Linked DNA regions of Homo sapiens: region 2 is linked to region 1. Evidence: chromatin loops called from intact Hi-C (ENCODE). Cell type or tissue: PC-3. All regions are shown on one strand.

The links. A loop is a pair of places that touch in the nucleus more often than their neighbours do. Peaks named below come from ENCODE experiments on the same cell type or tissue, not always from the same donor. Only the 100,000 strongest peaks of a DNase experiment are listed, where the experiment ranks them.
Region 2: it touches region 1 in a loop (8-fold over the local background); 4 of 110 quality-filtered maps call a loop at or near these places.

Annotation. Positions count from the first base shown.
Region 1 is chrX:109,711,806-109,714,305 of GRCh38, forward strand. The region is part of intron 1 of ACSL4 (acyl-CoA synthetase long chain family member 4); the gene reads right to left. Among named protein-coding and RNA genes, the nearest start is that of ACSL4, 20 kb to the right of the region's middle. In PC-3, a CTCF peak has its summit at 1,368 (motif pointing right); a DNase peak (open chromatin) is centred at 1,406; H3K27ac peaks cover 405 bases.
Region 2 is chrX:110,416,955-110,419,454 of GRCh38, forward strand. The region is part of intron 1 of RTL9 (retrotransposon Gag like 9); the gene reads left to right. It also overlaps a transcript of AMMECR1 not described here. Among named protein-coding and RNA genes, the nearest start is that of RTL9, 59 kb to the left of the region's middle. RefSeq lists an enhancer at 1,374-1,874. In PC-3, a CTCF peak has its summit at 1,474; a DNase peak (open chromatin) is centred at 1,477; H3K4me3 peaks cover 309 bases; H3K27ac peaks cover 1,185 bases.

The DNA.
Region 1 (2,500 bases):
AAGTTCCTGTTCCCCTGCTAGGCTCTAAGCTCCTTAGAGGCAGAGGTCATGTCTGTCTTGATAACTACTGTAATACCTGGGGCCTAGCACAGTACTGGTTCACAGTAGGTGCTGGATAAATATTTTTGGAATTAAGTTGGAATGAAATAAGAAGTCATATTATGTAGAAAGGAAACCAAAAAAGGATTTCCAAGATAAATCTTTCAATCTGAGTAGAAGTATATGCCTCTCCACATTTGAAATACATAGGAGGGCCTCCTCTCATATATTAGGAGTCTCATCATTGAACAGGAGAAGTGGCATTTTTTTAAGAGATGGGGTCCTGCTCTGTTGCCCAGGCTGTAGCACAGTGGCACAATCGCAGCTCACTGCAGCCTCAAATTCCTGGGATCAAGCAAGCTTCCCACCTCAGCCTCCTGAGTAGCTGGGCCTACAGGCACTCGCCATCATGCCTGGTTCATTTTTAAAAATTTTGTAGAGACAGGGTCTCACCATCTTGCCCAGGCTGGTCTCAAAACTTCTGGGCTCAAGCGACCCTCCCACCTCTGCCTCCCAAAGTGCTGGGATTACAGAGGTAAGCCACCATGCCTGGCCAAGAAGTGCCATATTCTGACCAAGTACAAACTTGATGCCAATTCTGGGTAAGAACCACGACTTCATAAGCAGAGTAAGTGACAGTGTGTTCAGTGTGTTTACACTTACTATTTCACATCCTATATTCCAAAGCTTTATTAAAATAAGGGTATCACAGCAAAATTATATGGCTAGTGTCCCTGAATATTATCAGCTGGCCGAAATGAAGCTCGTAAGTGCCAGTGGCATAGGTGGGGAAAATAAAAGGAAAATGAGACCATGAATGTGGAAGAGTATGCAAGAAAGAAAAAGAAAGCCAGCTGCCATGGCATGTGCCTGTAGTCCCAGCTACTAAAGAGGTTGAGGTGGGCGGATCATGTGAGCCCAGGGGTTTCAGACCAGCCTGGGCAACATGGGGAAACCTTGTCTGTACAAAAATTTGCAGGCCGTGGTGGCACACGACTGTAGTCTCAGCTACTCCAGAGGCTGAGGTGGGAGGATCGCTTGAGCCTGGGAGGTGGAGGGTGCAGTGAGCTGAGATTACGCCACTGCACTCCAGCCTGGGCGACAGAGTGAGACCCTGAGAAAAGAAAGAAAACAAAAAGAAAGGAAGAAGGGAGGGAGGGAAGGAGGAGAGAAGAGAGAAGGGAAGAAAGGGAGAGAGGAAGGAAGGGAGGGAAGGAGGGATGAAGGGAAGAAGGGAAGAAGGGAAGGGGAAGGGAAAGGGATGGGAAAGGAAAGAATTTGATGCAGTGAAGAGTGCTAAAGCAACATCAGCAGCTTGTCTATAACGTGCCACTGGGTGGCACCACTGTCCTTAGCTAGTCACTACAGATATGGAACCAGGATAGAGGACCATCAGGCTCTCTTGCAGAGCTTAGGTGAAAACTCAGAAGTCTATCTCTACCGTACTGACACACAGATGCAAGTCACTATAGTTAAAGTTCTCTGCATATGTCATCAACACAAGGATATGTCTTCAGGATGTTGTGCTTATCAGAGACTCCTGGAAGGTAAGTTTGTCAACATTGTTGCTTAGTCCAAAGGCTTCAGAAACAGCTCACTATTCTAAATGCAGATTCTCAGGGAAGTGAGAGATGGGACAGGGGTGCAGGGTGGTCAGAATAACCTAGAAATCTTTTTCAAGCTATTAGGTTGAACCACATAAAATTGCCAATAGTAAAAAATTTGCTACAGACAAAAAAAAAAGGCAATTTCAAGTCGTTCAACATAATATACATACATTTAGAATCACTGGCTTATTGAGCCACTGTAATGATAAGAGTGTCATATTTCTCATTTGTTAGGGGGGAAAAGATTGAGAAGACACACACAGTTGGCCTTTTACTTAAAATCATGAAGAATTAACTGAGCAAAGAGATGGAAACAACAAAATATCTAAAAATAGGGAATAAACTACAGTCATGAACCACATAACATTTCAGTCAATGACGGACTGCATATACAGTCGTCCCATAAGAATATAATGGAGATGAAAAATTCCTGTAGACTAGTGAAGTCACAGCAGGGCACATTATTCAAGAATACTAGCAAACCACCATGGACATATCAATATTTCTAAAAAGAATGACACCTTCTCAAGAAGCACCTCAGGCAGGTCCTTTAGGAGGTATTCCAGAAGAAGACACTCTTATAGGAGATGACAACTGCATGCATGTTACTGACCTTAAAGACCTTCCAGTGGGACAAGATGTGGAGGTGAAAGACAGCGATACTGATGATCCTGACCCTTTGTAGGCCTCGGCTAATGTTTGTGATTGTGTCTTAGTTTTTTGTTTTTGTTTTTGTTTTGAGACTGTGTCTTAGTTTTAACACAGAAGTTTAAAGAGAAAAAAATCAATTTTAAAAATATAAAAAAGCTTTTAGAATAAGGACATAAAGAAAAAATATTTTTGTACAGCTGTAC
Region 2 (2,500 bases), 710 kb after region 1:
TTCCAATTTTCGGTTTTTGGGGGAGAGCTGGGTTTCCTCCACAGCTAGGCGCTGGGTGGCGAAGGGCTTTTGGACTGTCACTACTTTTCATTCGACAGAGACTTCAGGATAGCCCCCTTCAAAGGCAGTCTGTTTGGGGTCATCAGGAACAGACAGAGTGCTCTTCCCTACCGCACTCATCCCACCTAGTGCCATCTATCCTTACCCACTCTGAATCCCTCCTCTCGGCAGGCACTGCCTCATTCCCCAGAGCCAGGCCTAGACAATGGCGGCTGCTCAGCTTGGAGGGAGGGGGAGTGAAGAGGCAGCAGGCCCAACCTGCCAGCTTGAAAGCTTCATTTGACAGGGGAGGAGGCACATCTGGTTTGGGTTTTCAATTCAATTCAACAATGATTTATTGTGGGTCTGCCAGCTGCAGAGGTTCTGGGCTAGGCTAGGCAGCAAGAGATGCAAAGATAAGTAAAATATTGTCTGTGCCCTTAAAGGAGTTTTCTAGGTTGTAGGGGTGTGCAGACGCAAATGAGCATTTTTTTTTTATGCGATAAGCCCTGTGCTTAGCAGTTTACCTTGCCTACATTATTATGTCTTTGCATCTTCCCAGCAGGTTTTGTGATGGAGGTGGGTAAACTATTATCACTTCATTTTATACACATGAGGAAACAGAGCCTCAGAGTGGAAGAGACTGGCCCAAGGTCACATTTTTAAGAATGGACCAAACCAGTTCTGGAACTATTACATTCTTCTGCTCCCCAGAGGTGATGAAGATGATGATGATGACAAAAAACACTTACTGAGCTCTGGAGGCCAAGTCTTGTGCTATGCAGGCTGCAGATATTATTTTACTGGCAACTTCCAACATCCCATTGAGGCTGATGTTGTTATCCCTTTTTCTAGAAGAGAAAACGGAGGTAGCCTTGGGAAGTGATGGAGTTGGAATTTGAAACCAGGTCATTCCAGTCCACCAGCCTGTACCATAAAAGAGGTAGACACAGGGTGCCATGTTCAGGGGCAAGAGCAATGAATTGTGCCTGCAAAAGCTTCATGCCAGAGATGGCATTTACATTTGGCCTTGAAGGGTGAGATGGGGTTATGATTGGTAGAGTTGGGAGAGAGGGCATCCCAGTCAGAAGGGATATTCTGAGCAAAGAACCCAAAGAGATGACTTGTGGAGCATTTTGATTGAGAGGCTGTAGGTTCATCCGGCATGCAGGCCGGGGACTCTGGGTGTAGAGGAACAATGTGAAGGAAACCAGAGATACGCCTGATGGTCTAACACATTTTTGTCAAGTTGAGGTTCTTATTTTTTTAATTAAGAGCAGGTACTCTGCCCCAAAGGCTTTTCAAATGATACTATCTTGCAACCCATGAGCAAACACACTCGAGTCTCTCACTGTGTAAATTCTACTGTGCTGAGAGCTGCGGTGAATACAAAAGAAAACAACTCAATTCCTCAAGTGTGTGCCGATGGCCCCCGTGTGGTTGAGGAGGCAAGATACACACAATCAGGAAAAGCAGCAGCTAGCATAGGCAGTTAGTGATCAGGGCCAAATGAGTTTTTCCAGCCGTCAGATTTCAAGGAACATGAACGAGAGGAAGGCCGGCAAGCTTAAGGCCGGGTGGGGCAATCAGTGTAGCTAGCATTAAGGGCTCTGGCCAGGCCTCCCTTCCCCAAACTGCCACGGTCTCCAACCATGTCTTGACCTCCCAGAGTTTGTTAGGGAAGATGGGACCTTATGGGATCAGAGACAGCGCATGGGAGCTGGGAAACGGAGCCGAATACCTGATATTCCTGATCCTCCAATTTTCTACACTTATTCTCATTTCCTGGCAGCTCCTCCAGCTGCTGAATTGTATGTGTATGTGTGAGCCGTATTTTAAATTAAGCAGTGAGTTCTTTCAGCTCATCATAAACATGCTAAAAAGCTTCAGCCGCGGCCTGAGCCCACCCCCGCCCTTTACACACACAGGCAGCAGCTGGGGCCACTCGACCCCACACTCTAATGTGCATTGCCTATGACTCACCAACAAAAACGACTGTATGTTTCAGTCTCCCTGGGTAGCTGATTCCTAGTTGTGGTGGGAAATCTCAGTCCGATTTGGAAGGCAAAGGGCCTCAGCCCCGCCCTACTGACTGTGAATTCTACAACATATGGAGCGCCTACCTTGTGCAAGGCATTGTGGGTAAGTCCATTCATCTCTCTGGGCTTTCCATTTCCTCAGCTTCAAAATGCATGTACTAATCCTGCCGGCTTTACCTCCCTCCTAGGGCTCTGTGTCTCAGCCACACTGGTCTTTCAATTTCTGCAACATTCTCGGTCTTTTCTCGCCCCAGGGCCTTTGTTCGTGCTCCTGCCTGGACTGCCCTTCCTCTTGCTTTTGGCATGGAAGGCTCCTTCCTAACCTTTCAGTCTCAGCTTAACGTTACCTCCTGAGAAGAGCCTTCTCTGACCACCCACAGTTAGATGCCTCCTGTTCCTCTCTTACATTTCTTTTATTAGCA